2 separate regions of the Homo sapiens genome follow, and region 2 is linked to region 1. A link is a contact called in ENCODE Hi-C or POLR2A ChIA-PET data. All regions are on one chromosome and are shown on one strand. The core of a region is the stretch at or near the end of the contact, and the rest is flanking DNA. Distances in the headings are between cores, read along the strand shown. Region 1 has its middle 31 kb from the start of LINC03140. Region 2 has its middle 64 kb from the start of LINC03140.

Evidence for each region. Hi-C counts contacts between places; a loop is a spot of excess contacts on that map. ChIA-PET counts read pairs that join two places held with the same protein, here RNA polymerase II (POLR2A). Pooled maps may share reads with other maps.
Region 2: a map of heart left ventricle shows a loop between it and region 1 (2.5-fold over the local background). The contact joins two enhancer-like sites. A Hi-C loop is called at or near these places in 1 of 168 maps with a recorded cell type or tissue (heart left ventricle) and 5 of 50 pooled maps. POLR2A ChIA-PET finds 5 or more read pairs at or near these places in 4 of 52 experiments (MCF 10A, PC-3, PC-9 and 1 more).

What each region holds. Positions count from the first base shown.
Region 1 is chr4:128,599,131-128,604,778 of GRCh38, reverse strand. No RefSeq gene overlaps it. Among named protein-coding and RNA genes, the nearest start is that of LINC03140, 31 kb to the right of the region's middle. Within about 2 kb of position 3,283, at least 24 of the 41 ENCODE cell types and tissues checked have a DNase peak (open chromatin) inside an H3K27ac peak, as active enhancers do; they include heart left ventricle, where a contact is called at or near this core.
Region 2 is chr4:128,631,904-128,637,158 of GRCh38, reverse strand. No RefSeq gene overlaps it. Among named protein-coding and RNA genes, the nearest start is that of LINC03140, 64 kb to the right of the region's middle. Within about 2 kb of position 1,823, at least 10 of the 41 ENCODE cell types and tissues checked have a DNase peak (open chromatin) inside an H3K27ac peak, as active enhancers do; they include heart left ventricle, where a contact is called at or near this core.

The DNA.
Region 1 (5,648 bases), core at 2,034-4,533:
CTATATCTTTGAGCTTTAGTTCTAGAGCTTCAGATTTTGTAAGGCATTTTAAAGGAATCATAGGAAACCTACTCTAGGACCAGGTTTACTTAGATTGTCCTGATTCTGAACTTCTGAATCCTATGTGCACCTCCTTCTTAATTATGTAAACCTGTGACCCTCTGGTCTCTTCCTCAAGTTCCTTTCTGCGCCTAGCCCTCTACAAACAAGTCTTTTTTTTCCCTATTTCCCAGAAGAAAAGCACTCTAGTTTTGAAGACTTGTACTTTGCTGATCACCTTCTTTACCTATTCATCCTCCAAGACACATAGTGGTAATTTGATTAGTAGCAACCTGCCCAGATAGCAAAATGCATGTCCACTTTAATTTCTGTACAGTCAGCTTAAATGGTATGCCTCAGGGAGAGCTCTAAGCTACACTTGACTTTAGATTCCCTTGTTAATTCAACAATTAAGACTAATCTGTTACATATTACAACTTATAAAATAGTATTTCCAGCTTTTTTTTTTCAGACAGGGTCTTGTTCTGTTGCCCAGGCTGGAATGCAGTGGTACAATCATAGCTCACCTCTGCCTTGAAGTCCTGGGCTCAAGCAGTCTTCCTGCCTCTGCTTCCTGAGTAGTTGGGACTACAGGTGTGCACTGCCATGTTGCCTGGTCTGGCCTCAAACTCCTGGGCTGAAGCCATCCTCCTGCCTGGTCTCCTAAAGTGTTGGGATTACAAATGTGAGCCACCATGCTCAGGCTATTTCTAAGACTATTATGGCATAATGGGTACTCAATAAATATTTGTTGAAAGAACGAATGAATCAACTTATAGTCTTAGACGGAAAAGACAAAGGATCAGATCTCTTTTTGCTAACCCCAGCACTGGATTGGTGAATGCTGCCTTCTATTTGAAAGTGTGTAAAATTCTTCTTCCAGATATAAACTAAAATCAAAGACTACCTCTGCATGCCATCCCATGAAGCAGTCTGCTGTTGCGATATCAGGTGTGGCTTCCACCACCACTGCCACTATCATCCTACATATTTTTTTTTTTTTTAGACTCTGTCACCCAGAATGGAGTGCAGCGGTGTGATTTTGGCTCACTGCAGCCTCCGCCTCCTGGGTTCAAACAACTATCCTGCCTCAGCTTCCCAAGTAGCTGGGACTATGCCACCATGCCCATGCCACCACACCTGGCTAATTTTTGTATTCTTAGTATTGATGGGGTTTTACCATGTTGGTCAGGCTGGTCTCAAACTCCTGCCTCAAGTGATCTGCCCACCTTGGCCTCCCAAAGTGCTGGGATTACAGGCGTGAGCCATCATGCCCGGCCTTCATCCTACATTTCTCTATTCTTCTTCTGTCTCCTCTTATCAAAATCTGAACTGATCCAGAAATCTTCCAGCCCTTGGTGTGTGTGTGCACATACATACACACACACACACACACATACATATATAGATATGTATGTATTTTCTTGATCTTAGTCCTAATGAAAAACATGTGGAGCATAGCAAGTAATTCCTTCTTATCCTATGAATAGCAATTCAAGGGATGGTTTCCAAGGAATTATTAAAACACACACAAGAATTTACATTATACTCCAGTGGGTAGTAACAAATTGAAAAGTTATCAATGCTTTATAATGTGGGGAAAACTCTGAGTATATAACAATCTTGGGCAGTGAAAAAGAAATAACCCAGATTCCACAGTTTGAACTGCTGACCTTTTTCTGTAGCTGATCAACATTTTTCACCTCACTTAGTTTACTAATTTACTATTTTCTTACGCTAAATTTTGCATCCTTTTGGTATAAAGTGCCAGCATACCCAGAAAATATTTTTGCATTTCACATGCTAGTTAAAATACACCCTCACATAGTTTGTGTCTTTGAAAATAATTTAGTACCCTATGATTAATACACCAGACTCATATAAATATAAATAGACATAAATACACATATATATATGTTTCGTCTTAGTTTCCATCTGAGTTTAACTGAGAAAATCCCCATATAACAAACATATGTACAAGTCCCAGCCAATGATCCATTCTAGACAATGTTAAATAAACCAAATCTGGTTTGGCCAAAGAACTTAGATAGTCCCTTGGAGTTTTCTGCTACATCAGGTGTAACTGAATGTAAAATTTTCTATCTGGAATTTCAGGGGCAATTAAAACTCTTAATAATTCTTTTTCCCTTTGGCTGTACCTTTATTGGTTGGCAATGAATTGGTTGGCTTCTGACCAACATAGGAAAAAAACATACTTTTTTCTCAGAAAACTTGTGATGACAGCTGTCATTTTCCAGCTCTCAGATGCCAATGGGAATTGACCCCAATAGTCATAAGCAATAAATTTCTGTACAGAGAAAATCCTATTAATGGAGGAGCATTTTCCATTAGGAAATTCCTTCTAATAAGAAATAACTAAAAACTACTTACTGTTCTCTTTACAGTGCCCTGTCCCATGACAGGCCCTCATTCCAGGCCCCACCACAGTGATATCTCTATTGTACCACCAGCTCCCCAAAGTGGTGACAGGAGCCCTGGGCCTGAGCTGCAGCAGTGACTCAGCACGCCCCAAATGTCTCCAAGTTTCCAAGGCCACCCCACAGTTGTATAGTAGCTCCAGTCAGGCTCCTGGGGAGGTCTGTCTGACCTCATTACCATGGAGCAAGACAGGATTTTGTAGAACATGCTTTTTTCAGTCTCTTTAAAGAGCACAAGCCAGGACACACAAAGACTAGAAGCTGGTTTCTAGGAAATTTAACCTCTCAAAATATGGGCATCATTGAATGTCCCTGATACAGTCATTCTTCAGCTGCCACTGTCTGAAAACAACATACACAAAAGATGAAAGACAACTTTGAATGACAAGCCCCCGACTCAGGACTAATGATAAGATTATTAAAGTCACACATCAGCCTACCAGAAGCAAAAATTTTCTTCCCTGAAAGAGTTGAGAAGTGTCACTGTCCAGTGAGGCATTTATTTTCAAACTAAATCCAGTTAAGAAGCTGGGCTGCTGGCCATAACTCCTACAGAAACTAACGTATACTTCTGTGCCTCTGACAGCCCGGCCCAGTGATGAGTACACAGTTGTAATTGAATTGCATTTGATGTTGTTTGCACTAACACAGCACCAGACTTCAGGACAAACCACAGCTCTGCAGAGCAGAGTTCTGGCCCACTCTCCCCCCACCTCACCCCCCGTGGCTTGGGTCTGCCCTTGTTGTCCTGACCTGCCGGAGGTTTCATCAGCATTACCTCTGACTCATACTTCGCATTCAAGAGCAAGATGAATTCGCTAGCAATGAGTACCTGGAAGAGGGCCAGACTATTGGTACTAAAGCAGTGCTGGCCCCAACACAGCTCGCTGGGCCAGACGTTGATGGGAAATGGCTGACAGCAGGATAAACAAGCAGCTCCCTTTTTGGTGAGCTTCAGGGGAATCAGGTGGACAGAATCAAGGCTTCAGGTATGCTCTTCAGAGGCTCTGTGGAGTGGTGGGAGGCTGTAAAACAGCACTGGAGATGGTTGTGGTTCTCCCCCAGCAAAAGCACCGGCAGGAAGAAAGGCAGATTGGCAAACAGTGTGGGCCCACAGTGCGAGCCAGGGGAGAAGCCATCAGGTGACACATCAAGCCGTGAGAGGCAGCTGGTCAGGGACCCCTCAGTTCCCCACCGTCCTGCAGAGACATGGGGGGCAGTGTCCGTGCCTCCCTCCCTCACCACCTGAGCTGCTCCACAAGAAATTCTGAGCGCCACTGGGCAAGTAGAGGGAACCAAATGCCTCAAGATGGAGAAGAGTGCAAGGTCTAACTAGCAGTACTGTGGAAGAGCAACACAGACAAGAGGTGTAGAATTAGCTGGGCAGGGTGTATGGGTTCCTTCCGGTGCCTGCATACCTGAGAAGAAGTCATTCGTTGAGCTTAGTTTAGGTTTTAAGGCAGTTTTGGTGTTTGAGGCTTATTTAGCACACATAAGTCCAAGGTAGCATCAGACAGAATTATAAACTTCATGTGACTTTTCAAAACAACCCAGTGAGCCCATTGTTAGCAAATAGCAGTCAGCCGAGATAAGCGGCCATTCTAGGAGCAAAGGCACTTGTGCCAGGAAAACAAGAACAAGCACGAGCAAGAAGCAGGGCAATGCAATCCACAAACACAATTCATGCTTTACAGCTGTGAGACAATGCTTCTTTTGCTTGGACCTCAGGCTCTGCAAACTGCAGCACAGAGGAGGGTAAGTGTGCAGTGGCCCCTAGAGAAGAGTGGTCAGTAATGAAATTGCACCCCACTTTACTTGCCCCTTTGTGTTCCTGGGTCACTGCCAGGCTGTCCCAATCCTGCAACATGTGGAAAGCCAGTGTGTTCAGATGGAATAGTAGGGGATGCAACCTAAAGAGATTACTAGTAAGATTTTCCAGAAAAAGAAAAATAACTATTTTTTAAGCATGAGCAGGGGTGGGGAGGGGTGGGGGGAAGAAAGTTTCTTTGTTTCTCATTGGAAAGCTTTGCAAGCTATTGACTTATTGAGGAAAATCAGGACAATTGGGTACACAGCTTTGACTTCTGGTGATTTCTGACACTTTCCTCGAAAGCCTATCACTCCACACTGAGGGCCCCAGGATTGACTGTTTTACAGAAGCTCTTATGTATTGAGGTCCTGTATGAACTGGACCCATGTAAGATGGGGAGTGGTGACAAACGTTGGCTCAACCTCAATTGTGAGATTATGGTTCAAGGTTATTTTCTTAGAGATAGTGAGTCTTCAGAAAACCTTTGAGTAAAGGCAAATGAAAGGCTTGTGTCTAAAAACAGGCTTCCAAAAGTGGAAATAGGACACAGGAAGTGGAGAGTCGGAAAACAAAACAAAACAGATGAGCTGGAATGAGAAGAGTAGAGAGAGAAGTAGAAAGACAGGGAGAGACTCTGTAAGGAAAGCTGTGAAGGAAAAGGATTGCAGCCTCTTGGCTTTATTTTCAGTTAGTGCCTCATACAATTCACGAGGTGAGGCTCCCACACATTCTGGCCTGTTCTCCCCAATTATGGGGGTGGGGAGGTAAATGAACTACACCCAGACTTCTTGCAGCTGTCACCTCAATATCAGGTATCTGCGAGGTGGGGAGAGAGGTGGGAGGATTGGTAAGGGGCTGTATAATTACTGGGAACTCCAGCCAATGTAACACATGGTTATGTGGGCCTATGTAGTTAGGTTTCACTATCCCTATTGACTGTGCCAGACCCTGAACTAAATACTGGAGTGTCGAGATCAAGAAGGCATGATTCCCGCCCTTAGGAGTGCACCATCAAAGGAGGTGAGGAGTGCATCTCCTCACAGGAGGAGACAGATGAGTAAACTGAACATTTTGATTCAGTACGTTTTGGGATACAGGTAGGAACCAGAGCTGCAGGGCCAGGGGAAGGGGGCACCTCCCCCAAAGGCAAAGGTCCTATCCTCGGTCCCACAGAACAGCTTACAAGACTCCTCCTCAGGTGCAGCTGGTTCGGAGGGTACGGTCGTCTCCAGCTGTCTCCTACATCGTCTCTATTTTCTCACTGGCTCCTTCTAGTCTAGGTCTCTCCAATCCTATACACATCGTTTCCAGCTCTGTTATGCCTTCAGGCTACTGGCTGAGACTTTTTCTTTTACTGCTAA
Region 2 (5,255 bases), core at 574-3,073, 34 kb before region 1:
GGTGAGAGGCTATGCCCAGGAATGCTGTCTAATAGCCTCTCATTGTCATTATAATGGATCTATTTGACCATGTGACAAGCGCCTTACTTACATTGCCTAATTGAGTCCTCACAACAATCTGCTTAATGAGGTAGGCATTATTCTCCCTGTTTTACAGATGAGGAAACTGGGGGGTCAAAGAGTTTCTGTGACTTTCCCAAAGTCATGCAGCATATGCAGAAGAGTGACAAGTGCCAACGTGTACAGAGTCTAGGCTGTCAGACCCAATTCACCCAAGATGCATCCATTTAAACCCATGAAATTTGGGTAGGATAAATGTTTGCCAAATTCACAGGCTGGGTTTCTTGAATCCTCTATAATGTTTTTCCTGGCCCAGCTCCTTCCAGAGCGGTCCCTGTTCTCAGTCCCCATCTTCGAAGAGGAAATCGACCTGCCAGAATGACCAAGGGCTTCACCCAAGGGTTTCCACACTGTATTAAATAAGAGAGTCTCCAAACTGCCTGAGAGACAATTACTTACATAGAAAATATATTATATTTTGGTATGAGACAATCTCTCACCTCAAAATATACAGGAATAACCACTGCTTACGGTTGAAAACATTAGGAGGGGGTAGCTTTGGCTTTCAAAAGACTGCAAAACACTTTCCTAGTATCTTCGTCTGGGAAAATAATGGTCTTACTTCATTTCTTTAGGCTTCTCCCTGAGTCTGAATCTTATTTGAGAGGTCCTGGTGACTCCTTGTTTCCACAGCCTGCACAGGCAACATCTGTTCTGGCCTAAGGATGAGAACCTCACCTCCCCACCCAACACAGCTCAGCCTCAGGGGTGAGGGGAAGGAAGCACACATGCAGTTGCTCTCATCCTGAAAAACTCCTAGTGAGGAAGAAGCTTTCACACTCATGGTTCACAGAGAGATTTCAGCCAGAACTAGCAGTCTCACTAGTTGTCAGAGCCTCTTGTTGATTCCCACCTTCAGCAAAAATCCTTCAGGGCAGCAAGCGCAGCAGGAAACCTGTCATTAACAACCACCATGGTGTCACATCAGCGATTCTCAGGAGCCCTCACTCCACTATTTAACTCAGCTATTTACCTCATCAGGGAGAGCTTTGTTTGATTGTCAGAAAATAGAACATGTACATTTGTCTGTCATAAACACACACAAGCTCTCCAGAGCATAAATAAACAAAACGATCATGTACGTTGGTAAATGTGTTTGCATTATTTAACCAAACCAGATGAAGCATGTGAATAACCCTGCATATAAAGTACCATCAAGTAACTTGCTTGTAATCTGTCTTGTACAATACAGCCATTGCCACTCATTCCACTCACCCGATTCAGACCCTGGAAATGTACTATTTTTAGTTGGGCTTTGTACACCACTATTTACAAAGAGCACTGTTAAATCCTTTGAATAGCAGCCAAGAAGTTGGGTGAGAACCTAGAAGCCTGCCACACAGATCAGCATCCTAATCAACTCTGGGACAGCCAGTGCTAAAGATCTGCCTTTCTTTCCTTTTCTTCTTCCCCTTTGTCTCCCCGGGAATATCAATGTAAAAGAGGAAAGGAGACAAAGAGTTGGGCCTTATCTGTTCTTGTCGTTCAAATGGGTTGCTTTACTCACTCTCCTAGATAACAGCCCATTTGTCAACATCTTTGGCGGTTTAAGCCGTTCTTTGTCAAAACCACTTTTGGAAAAGATTTGACCATTTATTTACATGGGAGCCAACGTGACGGCAGCAGGTGCGTCATGGAAAACTCGGACGTGGGTGCTGCAAAGCCGCTGGGATTCGGTCACGTGACAGCCCGCCTGCTGCCCGGCCAGCGGGCCAAATGGCCACACGGGAAGGAGGGACAGAGGAGAAAATAGTAGGCAAAGTGTTGGCGTGAGGCAGGTGGTGGATGAGGCAGTCGCAAAGAGAAAGGATTGCAACATCAGGGAGGAGATGAAAGGCCTCATATCATTTTGCAGCCAACAAGAAACCTGAAGGAACTAAGTTTGGCTCTATTTCTACAGCTTGTGAAAAGCTGAGAATGGAAGCAATGACTGGGCTAATTCTGGACAAAATTTTTTAAAATGATTTTTGTCAGAGGAGCCCAGATCTTTGCCTCAATTCTTTGCTTTTGTCTAAATTGCTCATTTTTCCAAATTTCTGTAAGTAATTTTTTAGGTGATGTGAATTGATTTGCCTTTGGTATACCGGACAAGATTTTATTTTATTTTATTATTTTATTTTTGAGACGGAGTTTCGCTCTTGTTGCCCAGACTGGAGTGCAGTGGTGTGATCTCAACTCACTACAACCTCTGCCTCCCGGGTTCAAGCGATTCTCCTGCCTCAGCCTCCTGAGTAGCCGGGATTACAGGTGCCCGCCACCACACCGAGCTAATTTTTGTATTTTTAGTAGAGATGGGGTTTCACCACGTTGGCCAGGCTGGTCTCAAACTCCTGACCTCAGGTGATCCATCTGCCTCAGCCTCCCAAAGTGCTGGGATTACAGGTGTTAGCCACCGTGCCCAGCCTGGACAAGATTATTTGAGACATCTCTGGTGGCCTAAATCGTGAAGGGTTTGCCCCCTGTTTCCTTTTGTCCACTTTCCTCATAGTGCCATTTTGTTTTGTGCCTTCACTCAGCCTGAACTGGCTGGTGAAAGTGGCACAGCCAACTGTTGCCAGACAGTGATGTCCTGTCAAATTCCTGTACCTGCATGGGTACGTTCTCATGTTCTCTGAAATATTATTCCTTTCCCTTAACAGAGCTCACCAGACAAGAAACAGAAAAGTGTTTTGAGTACTTTGAATCAAAAGTGGTCTCTGAATTTAAGGCATTTTTATTATTTTATGTGTTATTTGTAGTTCAAAAGGGTCTTCCTATTCATCATAGTATTAGAGGCATTTGATGGAAAAGTAGTGTGCCAAGGTGATTAGTGACAACAACAACAAAAGCAACTTATTTTTGAGCCTGTGAAAGGCCCTCTTCTAGACACTTTATACAACAGCTGTATCCTTATTGATAGCCCTGCAAGGTAAGTATCATTTTTCCCATTGTGGAGAAGTACTGAATCTCGGGAGGGTACTGGGCCAAGGTCACCAGCCAATCAGTGACAGATAGGAAATTCAAACCTAGGTTTGTTGGGTTCTTTCTACTATACCAGGCAACACCATTTGTAAATGTGAACTCATTCTGAGCATCAAAGGACAATTGGCTTTACTTTGAAGAAACTCAATTCCATATTGGTTTCAGTTATTTTAACAAATTCAACATGCTTAATTATCTCAGAATTTTTACAGAATAGTAATTGTTAATTCCCTGGTAGAATTAGGCTTGCCTGCAACTATTTTTAATTCCTTAACATCTTCTAGGTATTCCACTTGACCCGATGCTTTTCCTTGATGTGGTCTGGAGAATGTGATCTATAGAAACAATGTATAAGAATATCCTGGCCGGTGGCTCACACCTGTAATCCCAGAACTTTGGGAGGCCGAGGCGGGTAGATCACGAGGTCAAGATATCGAGACCATCCTGGCCAACATTGTGAAACCCTGTCTCTATCAAAAATACAAAAATTAGCTGGCCATGGTGGCGCATGCCTGTAGTCCCAGCTTCTCGGGAGGCTGAGGCAGGAGAATCGCTTGAACCCAGGAGGCAGAGGTTGCAGTGAGCCGAGATCGCACCAGCCTGGGGGACAGGGCAAGACTCTGTCTCAAAAAAAAAAAAAATATCCTGACTTTCTTTATAGGCACATAAATAAATAAGGAAAGAATCTTTTCCCCAACCCTGAGGAGATAGGCAGTACCACTATATAGCAGGCTTGCATGCATGCAAACTTTGAAAGCAATCATTGAACAAAGCTTGGGCAAGGTTATGGTGAATAAGAAAGAGAACAAAGTTCATGAAGAGGTGCGAAGAAAACAGGAAGTAAGTGTTGGTAAATTTTGCATGTACAATAGTATTTCTGTCATAGTGAATGTCTTCTCAATAGATTATTCTCACTTTCCTCCTATATATCCATTTATTTTGTTGGACACCAACACCCAATAAAGATAATGGGAACAAATAAGAACTATAGCTCTTAATATAGATTCTAGAAAGTGAAAACTGCTTTTTATAGCTCTAAAACCAAAGCTTTTGGCTTCAATATAGATTGAAGATATCTCTCTACCATTTACTACCTGGGTTTTTTTATTCGCTTGTATAACCATGTTCTATTTCTGTTTTGTTTGAAAAGAAAATGAAATAGAATTACCTCCTACACTCACACTGCTATTGACATTAAATTTCATCTTCTTTTATTATGATCAGCAAAGTTACTCATAACACTGGAATTTGTTTTTTGGTTTTAAAGTTATAGCTGCTGCTGTTGTTGGAACAATTAGTATTGCTTTGGCACTGTGTTCCACCTAAACTCATGGCATTTGTGTACTATTTACCTTTCAGAAAAGCTATTTTCCAAGAAGAAAAAGAAAATGGAAGTACAAATTTCCAACAGCACACATTTTCTCTGCTCTCTCCTTGGCTCTGAAAGAGGATGCGTGAAACAGAATTTCAGGCTGTAATTAATGCAGCTCTTCATAAGATAAGAGGTTCTTTTATCTACAGAAAAATTGCTGCACTAATTCCCAACAAGAAGTGCAATGCTCCGGTTAATGCTCTTTCTACAAGAAGAATTCACCTTTTCTACCCTCTACATATTTACAGACAAATTTGAATATTTTGTTATGGGAAACTGAAGATGGGTAAACATACAATGATAATAGTACTTTATAGGGCTAAATCTAAAAGCCTTAAAGATTAATATTATGTTTGGATAAATGCTGAATAAGTTTACATAAAGAATTTTCAAATAACATTGACGCTACAGGCATGTACTTGTAAGCACAGACCTTAATTGGGCACAACTTAGATCCAGCACTCTTTGAGGGGGAGAATAAACAAATTGGGAAATGCATCCTCATTTGATACAGTGAGGAAAAAGAGCTATGGTTCCTTGCTCTGCTTTAAAGTACTGTCCAAAGAAGGATGAAGCCCCGCTATTTCATTTTGATTTAAATATTTCCTTGTAGAATGCACATTCCAATTTGGAAACAATACTTTCTATATGTATGTTTCATGTATGTGCTTGGAATAATTGGTAATGTGTTGGCACTGTGTTCCACTTAAATGCATGGCATTTGTATACTATTTAATGTTTTGTTGTTGTTGTTGTTTTTGAGATGGAGTCTCAGTCTGTTGCCCAGGCTGGAGTGCAATGG